3 separate regions of the Homo sapiens genome follow, and regions 1 and 3 are each linked to region 2. The links are chromatin loops, found by intact Hi-C in ENCODE. Cell type or tissue: PC-9. All regions are shown on one strand.

What was found. A loop is a pair of places that touch in the nucleus more often than their neighbours do. Peaks named below come from ENCODE experiments on the same cell type or tissue, not always from the same donor. Only the 100,000 strongest peaks of a DNase experiment are listed, where the experiment ranks them.
Region 1: a loop joins it to region 2, with 7 times the contacts of the local background. A loop is called at or near these places in 1 of 110 quality-filtered maps.
Region 3: it touches region 2 in a loop (6-fold over the local background); 1 of 110 quality-filtered maps calls a loop at or near these places.

The regions. Positions count from the first base shown.
Region 1 is chr3:149,579,686-149,584,685 of GRCh38, reverse strand. The region is part of intron 2 of WWTR1 (WW domain containing transcription regulator 1); the gene reads left to right. Among named protein-coding and RNA genes, the nearest start is that of WWTR1-IT1, 70 kb to the left of the region's middle. In PC-9, no CTCF peak of the experiment used is centred here; DNase peaks (open chromatin) are centred at 2,655, 3,265 and 4,415; H3K4me3 peaks cover 2,679 bases; H3K27ac peaks cover 5,000 bases.
Region 2 is chr3:149,733,627-149,738,626 of GRCh38, reverse strand. COMMD2 (COMM domain containing 2) reads left to right here. Exons shown (of 5, transcript NM_016094.4): 5 at 1-155. Among named protein-coding and RNA genes, the nearest start is that of COMMD2, 16 kb to the left of the region's middle. In PC-9, no CTCF peak of the experiment used is centred here; a DNase peak (open chromatin) is centred at 2,266; H3K27ac peaks cover 3,094 bases.
Region 3 is chr3:149,537,981-149,542,980 of GRCh38, reverse strand. WWTR1 (WW domain containing transcription regulator 1) reads left to right here. Exons shown (of 7, transcript NM_015472.6): 4 at 444-646. Among named protein-coding and RNA genes, the nearest start is that of TM4SF4, 66 kb to the right of the region's middle. In PC-9, no CTCF peak of the experiment used is centred here; a DNase peak (open chromatin) is centred at 2,690; H3K27ac peaks cover 1,990 bases.

The sequences.
Region 1 (5,000 bases), 150 kb after region 2:
AAAGAAACATTGTAGGCTGGGTTTGAAATGTGAACCATAAGCTGTGTTTCCTGATAATTATTTTCAAGGTCCCCAGTAGCACTCTCCCCTTCCTCTGAAGCCTAAGTTGGTCCCTTTCGATGCCTCAGTTTTTGTCTTTGATCCTCCAAATAATTTCTTGCAAAATGGGAACCTCACTCTGAAAAGCACCTCTAGTCTCTCTTGAGATGCCGGGGTTCATGCCAGCCCTTTTTCCAGTTCAAGTTGTGTCATGCCTTTCAAACATGTGCAAAAAGAAAGTGGCTCTGATGGCCAGAGCCAGGGTGGCTCATCCTCTTCCCAGAATTGAAAAAAACAAAACCAACAAAAAGGAATTAAATCTCTTCACATGAATAGAGGAGAAGCTAGCCTAACCCAAAAGAATTTTTGGTTTTAAAGAGGATTTGCCTTCTTTTTTGGGATGAGTGACATTTAATTCACTTGGCCCCATTAGAAAGAAGAGAAAGGAGGGCAGTGCAGCTTTAGCTTCGACATATTTCACATTTGGAGTGGCTTCGGAGCAGCCAAGCACTGGGTCAGTGTCCCATTTAAGAACAACTGGAAAAAACAACATGTTAAAAACGTGTTAGGCACAGAGAGCATGGAAAAACAATTGTCAAAGTATTTTAGCATTTAGAGTAGCTTAGTGGCTACTCTAAAATACTAACTTCTTTTTAAGACTTATTGTGAGATTGAAGCTGATTCCTAGATGTTAGATGCAGTTGATATGGGAAACATTTCTAACATACAGCTGTTGAGACAGAGTGTCAGGCTCTGGACCATTTATAATAACAAAAACAATAGAGTCTGTGCTGTTTACCACCATACTGCTCGTTGTTTCACTGCCACCTTCTCCCTGCTCATTTGACTGCCAGCTCCTTGAGGGCCTAGGTATTACAGGCACTCATCACCGTATGCATGTTGAAGTGTCGTGAATTCATCACTGAGTGCCTAGCAAATCCCGACATACATATTTGGGTACAGCATCACTTCATCTGGATCTTGGGTGTAGAAATAGCACCATATTCTAACCCTGGAAGAAACTGGCTGCATTGGGCTTACTGAAAGATAATATAATGTACACAAAGCCTAGTGGACTGTATATTCAAAAGTTTTTCAGTGGTAATTTTTACCACACTCCACATTTGCCAAAACTGATTTTGGGGAGCAGAGCAAGGTGGCACGCATGTGTAGACCCAGCCTCGGGAGGCTGAGGCAGGAGGATCACTTAAGCCCAACTGTTGGAGTCCAGCCTGGGCAGCATCTCTTTCAAACAAAAGAAAACTGAGTTTGGAACTGAATCCCTATGGAAGATGTACCCCACTGTAAATACTTGTCTAATGAAAAAATGGATGAATACATTCCACTTCCTATTAATTATTCTAGAATTCACTATTCATGTGGCTGGGCGTGGTGGCTCATGCCTGTCATCCTAGCACTTTGGGAGGCCGAAGCGGGTGGATAACATGAGGTCAAGAGTTCAGGACCAGCCTGGCCAACATGGTGAAACCCTGCCTCTACTAAAAATACAAAAATTCGTCAGGTGTGGTGGCACACGCCTATAATCCTAGCTACTCAGGAGGTTGAGGCAGGAGAATCGCTTGAACCTGAGGGGCGGAGGTTGCAGTGAACCAAGATTGTGCCACTTCACTCCAGCCTGGTTGAAAGAGTGAAACTCCATCTCAGAAAAAAATAAGAGTAATAATAATTCACCATTCATAAAGCGTCTCATCTTTTCTCTACTTCTGATTCTCATCCCATGTTTTTGTTTGTGAGAAAGGAGAAAAGTGAAATAAAGACTCTACCAAGTACATATTTTATACTTGACATCTGGAAATAATATCGTGAAATAGACTCTCACATTGTTGTGGAGTTCCAACACAATAAACTTAAGGTGATTTATACATCTTTTATTTATTTTATTTTATTATTATTTTTGAGACAGAGTTTTGCTCTGCCGCCCACACTGGGGTGCAGTGGTATGATCACGGCTCACTGCAGCCTCGACCTCCCAGGCTGAAGTAATCTTCCGCTTCAGCCTCCCAAGAAGCTGGGACCACAGGCATATACCACCACGCCCGACTCATATTTTGATTTTTTTTTTTTTAGAGATAAGATCTCCCTATGTTGCCCAGGCTGGCCTTGAACTCCTATGCTCAAGCAATCCTCCTGCCTCAGCCTCCCAAAGTGCTAGGATTACAGGCGTGAGCCACTGTGTCTGGACTATACATTTTTTAATAGCATTATTGATCCTGGCATGAGAGGAGAAAAAAAAATGCTGGTACTAATAATAAAATTGTTTGCAACGCAGCCAAAGTTCTTTAATATGGCTCTTGGCCCAAATCAAACAAGCAACAGAAACTCCCAGTCCTTTTTTTTTTTTCCTTCTTATGTTTTCACAAAATAGGAAAAATGAGGTTAAGCAAGAATTTTGCTCAGTTTGCAGAGGCAAAGTGAGGCTTGCCAGGGCCGGGTGCTGTTGGGGTGCGTGCAGCATATGACGGGGTGTCTCTAACACAGTGACTGAACTGTTCACCTTCTGAAGTGAGGCTCCTGAGTCACACCTGGGGCTGTCTTGATGAGTCACCAGCCTTCCAAAGTGGTTTTCTCTGGGAAGTGGCACTTCACAGTGCCACTTTTTTTTCCCACCCCAGGGACAAAACTCTGGTAAATGAATCCCTGCAGGAACCACGGGTATTACAGTCCTGATTTGGCTCATCTGCTCTTTGGGGCTGACAGCAGCTTTGCTTGACTCAGCTTCTGCCTGACTGAGTAGGTTCAGACAGAATGAGTCTGCAGAAAAGTCGGTGGTGCTCAGTGGGAAGGACGTGAGGGAGATGGATCACCACAGCTGGCCAGGGCAGAGGCACTAGGAGACCTTTCACATGGCTGCTGTGCCTACTGCTGCTAACTTAAACAAGTGGAAACTTCTTGGCAAGTCTGTGAGGGAAGTCGAGGATTAGAGCCTGGTAGTTAAAAATACAATCCCTGCCATTCATTCAGAATTCCAGAGAATGCTGAAATTTTTTGAATTGGCAAGTGAATGGTAGAGACCGGAACCATACACTGAAATAACTTCTCTGGTCTTGTATCATCTTTTATTAGAGGATCCTAAAAAAATCCCCTATTTATATATCAGTTATTATTTCTGTGTCATAGACTGCAGCTATGTTTGATGAGCTGCTTAAGTGAAAATCTGACCGGAAACTTTCAACTATAAATTCTTTGTGGTTTCAAAGAAGGATGAACTTTCTCATCTAACACATTTCTGCTGTGTGAAGAGTCACCTTTATTATATGGCATGAGTCTTTTTTTTTTTTTAATAGCTTTGGGGTTTAAACTCTGAATGCTTTGCTAATAGATGTGTCAGCTGTGCACATTGGCAGCTTGACTTTTACCTCTTTGTATCTTCTATTCTGATGCATTAAAAATAGCAGGAGATGGTGCCGTTTAGGATTTGGGCAGAATGGAAGAATCATTATAACCAATAATAGTGTTTTAAAAGCTGCCTTGGGACAAAGAATTATTAATTAGGGTGGTAGAAAGAATGACAACGTGGGAGGAAGATTGATTAGGGTTTCTAGAAATACAGTAAAACCTAAGCTATGTATCTCTTCAACCATGTGAAGAGCTATTACTTTATTTCTGATTGTCAACATATCGAAGTTCAAAAGCCGACTCCACATTATGCAAATAGACTGATAACGTTAAGCAGAGGAGATCAATGTACTGGATGGCTACTAATCTTAATATTGTCGCCAGGCGCGGTGGCTCACGCCTATAATCCCAGCACTTTGGGAGCCTGAGGCGGGTGGATGGCCTGAGGTCAAGAGTTTAGATCAGCCTGGCCAATATGGTGAAACCCCATCTCTACTAAAAATACAAAAGTTAGCCAGGTGTGGTGGCACACGCCTATAATCCCAGCTACTTGGGAGGCTAAAGGAGGAGAATTGCCTGAACCGGAAGGCAGAGGCTGCAGGGAGCTGAGATCGCACCATTGCACTCCAGCCTGGGTGACAAGAGCGAAACTCCGTCTCAAAAACAAACAAACAAACAAAAAACCTAATCTTAGTATTACAAACATGATCAGGTCGGGTTGCTAGTTTAGATGTGGGTGGTGAGCTGAGCATCCACTGCGATGGGGCTTCTACTGTCATGGGCTCCCTCTGTGATGTGGCCTCCCTTCTGTGATGAGCTCCCTGGGGTTTCTCCTGCAATGGGCTCCCACTGCAATGGGCTTCCACTGTGCTCAGCTCCCATTGCATTGTGGTTTTAGGTGACAGCAGAGGGACTACCTGGAGAAAGTGTGCATCTGGGCCTGGGAGAATTAGTAAGTGTGCATACCACCCCTGTCTTTGTTCTTGTGGTTAAGACTCATCTCTGGTGTTGGTTAGCAGAGCTAAGTACCGTTGGCAAAACAAAAGGTACTACTAAAAGAAATGTAAGATATGAGTAAGATATATGTCATTTCCTAGGTCTTGAAATCTAAATAAGATCACACTAATAGAATGTTTAATTTGATTTAAATGCAAACAGTATTTATCCCCAACATACAACGAGAAAGTAAACCACCTTTTGCATACTTGTATTCTAATTCCAGTTGAGGAAAATTTTAAAAGTTTAATATAAGTCTTCGGCAAGACTCCTTGCCATCTGGTACAGGATTAAAAATTGGCATAGCATTTGTTGTCTACTGACAGTGGGTCAGATTTACTTGGCAGGCCCTATCTGGGAATTTATCAACCTCATCCAAATCTGTTTCAGTTTCCATTTTTAACACTAGTGGGTCTAATTGGACTGAGTCACAAGAAGCAAGTTGCAAAGCTGTTTCATTTAGCAAATTTTAAGCTAATTGTCTTCAGTATGTACATTTGTTTTAACATTAAGAGGATGGTGAATTGGCCTAGTAAATCAAAAAAGTTTTAAAAATCTGATTTTCTGAAATAAGACAGTTTGCTTATACTTAAATGGGGATTGTAAAT
Region 2 (5,000 bases):
CTCAAAGCCTTTTTTTTTGTTCATCTCTAAAATAGGAATATAGGATTACCTACCACATTGACTCGTAAGGACTATATGAGACCATGTATATAGAATGTTTAACATAGTACCAGGCTTTACAAAGAACTCAATAAATGTTTACCATTATTGAAATAGTTTTGTAGACTGAGGATCTCATTATTTTACAGCCTTGAATTATGTCCTGTATACTCTGTTAAAGAAACTGGGAAAAAAATGCCAACTGGTTGTTTCTGGGTGGCGGAATTATGGCTGTTTCTTTTCTTTTTTAATTTCTATAGTAAGTTTGAATAACTTTCATAACATTTAGGAAAAAATATTAAAGGAAAGAAAAAAGATCAGGGAATTTAAATATATTTTTAGTAGATATTTTTATCCAAACTTAATTCTTAGAATGATAAACACATAGTTTACCAGAAAACTCAGCTGTTCAAAACTACTCAGTCCCCAAAGGACTCAGGTAAACAGGCTGAGGGTTTTATATATAGAGCGCTCTAGAGTTTCCTTTTTCTGTCATTTTTTTCTCCATGTTAGTGAAAAAAACATGGGAATCTTAAGACATTAAGCCGTTTCTCCTTTTCTAGGTAATATTACTTCTAAATGGAGAATTGTTTGTGTTGTTTTTCATCTCAAATGGAAACAGTATTTCTTTGAAGTTTTTCACATCCCTTATGATCAGGAAGTTCTGTCAGCTGCTATATTAAAGTCCTCCTGCTATAACTTACTCAGTCTTCTCTGTACTTATATGAATTTGATTAAGTATCTTCTTTTCCAGAGTTTCCATAATCATAGATTACTCTCACATCTTTCTTCCACCAACAGTAGAAAATATTTTGGTGGAAATGTTATGATACTACATTGCCTCTAACTTAAATATGTTCACTTTTAAAACCATCATGACTGTTATATTCAAACTCAAATACTTTTCTTAGAACAAATGAACCTAACTCCACCATTAACGTGGTTAGTTCAGTAAGCTTTATACATTTTGAAAGTAATGTTTGAATTATAAAAGCAGAATAAGCCCATTATTTTTCAGCTTTCAAAAAATTATATAAAGATGAGAAAAAATACTATATGGCACTAAAATGTGTATTTAATGATTTGATCACAGAGTAGTAATGGCTCTTTGTTCTAGATTTTTACAGCTCCTCTCTACCCAGGAACTCCATCTATAACTTAAGTATGCACAACAGCCATGAGTCCAAAAGTTTTGACATACCATAATGGGCGAATATAGAAAAAGTAATTTCATATCCTTAGTGGGTTAAAAGGCAGTATCAATAATACAAATATCTATGTTAATGTGCTCTAAAACTGGGCTTTTACTTGAGTTGTTGCCATTCTAAACCCAAGCAACTTTTGAATAAGATGAACTTTTTATAATTATAATGTAAATTATGTTTGTTATCATTAGAAATATTACCAATTATATGACCACCAGAGTGAGAGACTGTGTTTTTTTATTGTGCTTGAGCCTAAGTTGACATTTTTTAGTTGCAAAGACTACACTTTTCATTTTCTTCTCTTGCAGTTATCATATCCTCTGTTGCAGAAGAGTCTGCCCAGCAGCCAAAAAGGGAAATAACACAAAAAAGATTTGTGCCTTATCTCACCAACCATATGAGGCCTTTTAACTTTTAAAATTTTTTTTACTCTGCTCTGTTACACTAAGCTATAAACTACCCACTTATGCATGGCATTATATTGATAACAAAGCACATTTTGAAATCTTTTCTGGCTTTTTTACATGGTACAGATTCAGTTTTGTTAATAGTAGGTACTTAGAGTGACCCATATTGTGTGTTGAACAAAGGATAAAGTTCTAGTCTCAGAATTTAGAATGCTCTTAGGCTGTTCCATCCTCTAAAATAGTTTAATCCATAAGCTCATTAGGCTGCAGAAAGGAATCTCCTGAGGGAGTTATTCTGAAGAAGGGAAGTTCCTCTGGTCTGGTGTCTACTAGAATTGCTTTTCCTTGAAACTCTGCCTTCTTCTGGAAGGCAGAAATCTAACATGATTCAATGGCTACAGCTGTGGAAGTGTGCAGAGGAAAGGTGAAATCATTATAGAATACTGAGGAATACTTTGACAGAAATTATCCTTACTCTTTTTCCATTGAAGTGGGGTCCCCTGAGGTAACCAGAGGTGTGATGGGAAAAGCAAATCAAGTTATTTTTTACCTGTGTGCCAATGTTGTGATTGTCATAAGTCCAATGAGAAGTGGATGCCTGTGGTTTTGAAGGAATGTGCTTAGTTCACAGAACGAAAAGGCTTCTCAGTTAACTCGAAGACTAAAAGCACACAGATTAAAATTCAGAGAATGAGGAAAAGAAAATCCAGGGAAGTCTGAGTTTCATTGGAGCAAGTATAGATGGTTAGGATATGATTTCCTGGCATGGTCTGAAAACCATATTCTTTCATTCCAAATAAATAAAAAATTCTTACAAAGCTCAAGTGAGTTTAAGTGCTGCACCATAATAAAATGGCTTGATTTGCAGCTGAGACTTGGCACAATTCATAGACTAAAAGAAGAGCTTAAGAAAAGCTACAGGCATTTTTTTTTTTTTTTAGTATTTGGGGGGAAAAATGAGCAAGTCCCCATGTACTTTTCAAAAAGGCAAAAATTATTTATCTCTTGGTATGAGCAATGTAATTAAAACCTTTTTTTTATGTTTAGGCTTTCAAGAATATAATTATTGGGTATTCTTTTCTATGCTTGTTTCATCTACTCTTTGTTTTTACCAAGGGATAAATACTAAATTCCATGCCTTTCTTGGGCCCTTAAAACAATTTATTTTCATGCCAAACCTCTCATTAAGCCTCCTCCCTTTCTTTTTAAAATTTATTTTTTATTGAGATAAAATTCACATAAAATTTACCCTTTCAAAATGTACAATTCAGTGGCTTTAGGATGTTCACAAAATTGTGCAACCATTACCACTATCTGATTACAGAACATTTTTATCATACCCAAAAGAAACCTGTAATTATTAGCAATCACTCTTCATTTTCCCTTCTTCTAGCAACCACTAATCTACTTTCTGTAGATTTGCCTATTCTGGATATTTCATATAAGTGGAATTATATAATATGTGGCCTTTTGTGTCTGGCTTCTTTCACTTAACATAATGTTTTCAAGGTTCATCCATGTTCTAGCATGTATCAGTATTTCATGCACTTTATGACTGAATAATATTCCATTCTATGGATACTCCTTTTCACAGTATTTTAACAAGCCTTATTCTTGGTCTTACTGTGGATTATAATCCATTGCAGTGTATTTTATGTTCATAAAAGAACTAACTGATTTAGTAACATATTTTCTATAATTATGGCTTTTTAGAATTGTCTTCCCAGAATGGTGGCTCACACTTCTAATCCCAGCACTTAGGAAGGCCGAGGCAGGCGGATCACTTGAGGCCAGGAGTTCAAGACCAGCCTGGCCAAATAGTGAAACCCTGTCCCTACTGAAGATACAAAAAATTAGCCGGGCATGGTGGTGGGCGCCTGTAATCCCAGCTACTCAGGAAGCTGAGGCAGGAGAATTGTTTGAACCCAGGAGGCGGAGATTGCAGTGAGCCGAGATCGCGCCATTGCACTCCAGCCTGGGCAGCAAGAGCAAAACTCCATTAAAAAAAAAAAAAAAAAATCTTCCCAGATACAAGTTGGAAGAGTCTGAGAGCAATTTCTTCTTAGCCAGTTATTAGAAGAGTTATTTTCCAGTGGATTGTGTTTTATTTTTAGCCTGATTCAAAAGTTATACCAGCTAGGAAGTTAGATGAACTATCGAAGAGACTTAGCTAAAATCAGCTCTAAAGAAAATTGGACCAGTATTACAGTCAGTCTCCATATCTCAGGTTCCACATCTATGTATTCGATCAACCACAGATCAAAGGTATTCAGAAATACAAAAATAACAATAAGAATAATACAAAAAAATTTAAAATGTAGTATAACAACTATTTACATGTCATTTACATTAGGTATTACAAGTAGTCTAGAAATGACTTCAAGTATAGGGAAGGATGTGCATAGGTTATATGCAAACATGATGCTCCTTGTCTTATGATGGATTTACCTTTCGATATTTTCTGTTTACGATGGGTTTATCCAGATGTAGTCCTGTCATAAAGAGCATATTGAATGCGTGTATCACCATCCTAAAGTCAAAAAATTGCAAGTTGAACAATCAAAAGTTGGGGACTTTCTGTACTACACCATTTTATGTAAGGGACTTGAACATCCACAGATTTTTGTATCCTCAGGAGTCTTAGGACCAATCCCCTGTGGATACCAAGGGACAACTGTATATCCTTTGAAATTTTAACTTAATAGATTTTCTACTAAAGTGAGAGATGTTGTGGGCATTTGGCAGATTTAGAAAAGATAGGAAAGCAACTGAGTATTTATGTCTTCCTATAGTCATCTTGTGTTTTTCAAATTAGAAAGGTAAAAACTATTAAAAATTTCTTTGTCTATAGTGGAATAGAGAAAAGGGCATTTGCTTTTCCATAAGTTCATGCCTCAGAATATTCTAAACAAATTTTGAAATAGCCACATTGGGAGATCTTTAGGACACTGCTCCCCAGATTATGAAGCTGCTTCAGCCACTGCCTTCCAAAGCTTATAAGCTACTGGAGGAAATGGAAAGGTACATAAACATCATCAGTTCAGTTAGAGTGTGTTAGGCAGATGAAGAGCTACAACAAATAAGGAGCTCTGCATTTATAAGAGAGGAGACATTAGTTGTCACTAAGGGCATCAAGAAGGTGCTATTTTTACTGATCATTTTGCTGTTTTGATTATACCCCAATTTACATTGTGAAATATGCTCTTCCCAATTGGCTATAGTTAGATGGGACTGTCAGACATGGGACCATGCTCCCTGCTATCCACACTGAGACTGTAAGTCTCTCCTGGAACTCTGAAACCCTCAGACTTAAAGAGAATGGTTGACACAAATTCATTTTAGTGGCCTG
Region 3 (5,000 bases), 200 kb after region 2:
GTTTGTGTACCAAAGATCACATGCCCTCCTTACCTCTGCCATAAACACACAAATTAACTGAGAAAGTATACACATGCACACACACACACACACACAAATGATCTGGTGAAATTATCTCATAACTTGTGATAACCTTTGTGGAATTTGCTTTAGACCACTATGTTCTATGTAAGGCTTAAAATGTACTCTAGACAGGGAGGTGTGAAATGAGATTTTAACAGAAACAAAAGCCGAGGCTAGATGAGTCAGGATTGGGGCCAGTATTCGAGCCTCCGTGAATTGAATTAAGGTAATAATTACTTAAACAGTAATGGTTAACAGGAAAGTACTTTGGAAGGAATCTCAGGAATCTATACTCCAAAGCAGAAAACATTCTGATGGTCTATTTTTGATAAGGTATTGTGGGCCCTGGTCATTAATCTGTATGTTCTTCCCTCTTGCAGTGATGAATCACCAACACCAGCAGCAGATGGCCCCCAGTACCCTGAGCCAGCAGAACCACCCCACTCAGAACCCACCCGCAGGGCTCATGAGTATGCCCAATGCGCTGACCACTCAGCAGCAGCAGCAGCAGAAACTGCGGCTTCAGAGAATCCAGATGGAGAGAGAAAGGATTCGAATGCGCCAAGAGGAGCTCATGAGGCAGGTATGGCTTTCCATGGTGTCTGGTGGAGGCTCCCTGGCCTTGGTGCCAAAGCTGATGGGTAGGTAGCTGCTTACCTTCAGGGTAATTCTTCTAGAGAAGAAGAGACAATAGGGCTCAAAGCCCTACTCCAAGCCTCTTGATTAAAATCCAGTTTCTTCTCTCAGTGTTCTGCCTGCCTTTTCAGAACGAAGCTTAAGGGTACAAGGACGAGCTGTATTAGCATGGCTGCCTTTGGCTTCCACTGCTAGTCTTTAGAAGGAGAGAAAGGAGAAAGTAGAGAGACAAGAGTCTGTTGTTGTGTAACAAATTATCCCAAAATGTAGTTGCTTAAATAGCCATTTCATTATATCGCACAATTTTGTGGGTCAGAATTTAGAAGGGGCTCACCTGGGATATTCTTCTGCTCTACATGGCATTGACTGAGGTCATTTAGTGGTATTCAACTGGTAGGTGGGTTGGTCTGGATAGTTCACAATGGCTTTACCTAAGTGGGTGGCATGATGGTGAGGATTGCTGGAAGACTGGGCTAAGCTGGAACAAAAGCCTGGGATCTATGGTGTGGCGATCTCAGAGTAGTGGTACTCATTCCATAGCAGCTGGGTTTTCAAGAAAAAGCATTCTAAGAGACAGGAAGTAGAAGTTGCCAATTTCTTGGGGCCTAGCTCTGGAAACGGTCGTGGAGTCGCTTTTGCCACACTCTCTTGGTCAAAGTAGTCACAGAGAACCCCCCGAGATTCAAGCAGATAGTGGAGTGGATGTTCCTCAGAAGAAATGACAAAGGATCTTGGTCCACCACAGAGCATGAAAAAGAGGGAAGCTGAAGGGAGAATGAGAAGGGAAAGTGGTTTGTATATGGACTCCAACAGAGTGCTCTGCAAAACTGCCTGGGCATCAATCAGGCACTTTTGTACCATACTCCATTCATTCAGTTTTCATTCCGTCAGTCAGGAGTGTGTTGCCGTGTGCCCTCTGTGGGTCAGGCTCAGTGCTGTACTTCAAAAACGAATACAAGAGAATTCCTAAAAGAACCCACAGTGCTCTCCCTGTTTCAGTGGCTTGGTCTATGGAAGAGCAGAATTCTTTCTTCTGTGTTGCTAAACTAATATAACCCATGTTTTCAGGTCTCATGCTTTTTTTCTGGCTACATTTTTGGGGAGAAAAGCTTCAGTTTATTGTTTTAACTTTTCAGACTTTGTTTTGTGACTCACATGAAGCAAGATACATGAATAACTTCCTTTTGCTACTTTAGAGAAATTAGAGAAATAAGTAGTTTTAACATTCCAGAGAACTTTCTTGGAGGAAAGGACCGAGCATGTTAGGGTAAATGCTGTTTTTTTAAAGCTACATTTGATACTTTCAAAAATACACATTGACTTCCATGAATGAATAATGTATTTCTCATCAAATACATTCCAGGATATAAGAAATCTATATTGTGTGAGGTTTAAAATGCATGGTAAATTAAAATCATTTCTCAGATATAGTCTTTGAAAATAAGGAAAATGAATATAAATTGTGCTTTGTTGCTCAGCTGAACTTTCCTCCAAATTTGAGGAATACAACTTAATAATTAGGTAACTACAGTTGTGTCTTTTACCCTGAGGATTTATGTTTGAACTTTCACGGTTATTTCAGGCTAACGGTTGTTTATACTGATTTTAGATATATAGTGTCATGTTTCTTGATGGGAAGTAATTGTATTGTTAATTGTTTTCTGTCTTTGAATAATAATTTTATTTGGAATAATTTTTCTGTTTTATAATGTAAGGTAAATTAAACAGTATCCCAACAGCATTTTATACATTCTCAGTTTTATACTTAAATGAGCTTTAGTGAGTTTTTTCTTTACACAAAGTTGTGACCATTCTGCAAAGAATGACTTGCTTCTCTGTTTTTGCGGGTGTGTTTCTCTTTCTCTTGCTTCTCCTCCTTCTTTCCCACAGAAAGTATTTCTGAAAAGGGGTGGGAAAAGTGCCCCAAATTGTTTCCTTTATTCCAGCTGTAGGTGCCTTTGAACCAGGATGTAGTACTGATGGTTCATATTACAGAAATGCCAACCAAGTTCCTTAAATGCTGATCCTTGGAGGCTGTGGAACGTGGGGCGTTGTGCTGCATCATAGTGAGCAATTGCATTGTTGCATTGTATATGAAGCAGGAGAAAAGATTGTCCAGATTTGCTCACAGGGACTCATGTAGTTCAGCCTTGACTCTGTGTGTGTGTGTGTGTGTGTGTGTGTGTGTGTGTGTGTGTGTGTAGTTAGGAGGAGATGGAATGGTGGAGTGGTTGGTTCTGGTGTTCTGATGCCTTTTTATTTTTGTTAGGGAGTACAGGAAAAGGTCTAAATAGACTTTTTAATCATGGCAGATTTTTTCCCCATGCAGAAGCAGCATGCTCCTGATTGTCAAAGATATGATTTAAGACCATATAATAAATGGCATTGGAGTGTTCTATAATAGTTTTCTGGGGCATTTGCCAGGACACCTGATTATTCAGTATTCAGGTGTGGGCTCTGTGTTTCATCTTGGTGGATTTTTTGAACTCTTTTGGTGATTTTCTGCTTCACTTTTTGAACCTAAGCCATGGCAGCAGCAGGGAAATGGACTGGAATTAAAAGTGATCTTTGGCTCACTTGTTTAGTTGCCTTCCAGCATCTGGTAGGAATTTGGAGAGATGGGGGAAGTGGTGGTTCTGGTGAAATTTAAAGATTATCTGTACACTTCTGTTTGTTCTCTCTGTCCTACCCCTATGTCCTGGGTAGTCAACAACTGCCTGAATATCCCTTGCTCAGTGGACAGTTTGTAATTACACTGGCTCTCCTCTTGCTTGTAGGCGGCCTTAATTGTACAGCCTGTCTTCTTGGGGCCCAGGCCCTGCAGGTAGGCCTAGACCTACCTGCCCTTCTACCAACTGAGCCTGTCTGGGAGCAAGGCCCCAGGCTATGCTCTCTTTCTGTAGTAGAAAGGGAGGTTGGCAAAATTTAATAAGTAGATGAATTTATCCCCTAATTACTAATAAATTATCACGCTGTCTATAGTTTTATCATTCTTGAATGATACGACGAATCTGAAAGATCCCTGTGGAGAATATGCTATATAAATATTGTTTCATTTTTCTTCCTGTTCCTTCTGCTATGCCGTTGTTCCACTAGGCATATAGTTTGATGATGTTGTGCCATGAAAAAAACAACTCCTTGGTCCTTGTTGCATGATTTGATGTATACCACAATGCCAAAGGGTCACCTATTAACTCATTGGCATTGAAATCATGCGAGAACATTAACAAAATGGATCTGAGGAAACTTTGATTACAAATCTAAAGTGAGCCTTCATTATTTCAGTATGGAAGCTCATATTTTTTTTCCTTCCTTCATTCCTTTATCTCTTCATTCATTCAATCAATATTTATTTAGTAGAAAATAACAGACAGGTAAATGGGATGTGACTGCCTTCAGATAACTTGTATTTTTGCAGAAAAGGAAAAATAATTAACTTTAATCCAAGTTAAAGACCAGAAGAGTAAATTAAAACCATTCCCTGCTTCACAGGGGCCCAGTGGCTACCATCTTTGACTTTCATTACTGGAACTGAGACCAGATGCACCTGAGCAGAGTTCTGTGAAAGTGAGCATCAGATACTCCTTTTTCTTTCCAGTGACCCCTCAGGTTACTGGCTACAGAATTAGGATCAAAAGAGCCAGTAAGGTTTGGTATCTCTGCTGATAAGGAATCTTCTGAAGCAGGAGAATTTCCTTAAATGCAGTCCCTCCAATCTAGCATTGGCTGGTGTAGCAACAGAGCTGAGCTACTTGTATCTGATAATTGATGAATTATCTTGGAATGCGGCAGACACTTCAAGTGGAGGGGTACCAGGAATCTAACATGGAAGACATAAAGAGTGCATTTCTGTGAAAGGAAGTCTTTTGTCTGTGATAGAGTTTTCTTTTATTTTTACTGAATTTCCCAAAGGCTGTGAGGCTACTTCAGGTTCACCAAAGAAATGGCAACTCTAGAAAAAAAAAGCAATTCTTATTGAAGTTTTGCTTTCTCTTCATTTTTTTAAGGAAATTAAAATTTGATTTGTTGAGTTTTTTTAAGTAGAAAAAAATTTTAATTTTTGACTAAGCGTGGTGGCTGACGCGTGTAATCCCAGCACTTCGGGAAGCCAAGGCGGGCAGATCACTTGAGGTCAGGAGTTCGAGACCAGCCTGGCCGACATGGTGAAACCCTGTCTCTAGTAAAAATACAAAAATTAGCCAGACATAATGGCGGGTGCCGGTAGTCTCAGCTACTCAGGAGGCTGAGGCAGGAGAATCTCTTGGACCTGGGAGGTGGAGGTTGCAGTGAGCTGAGATCGA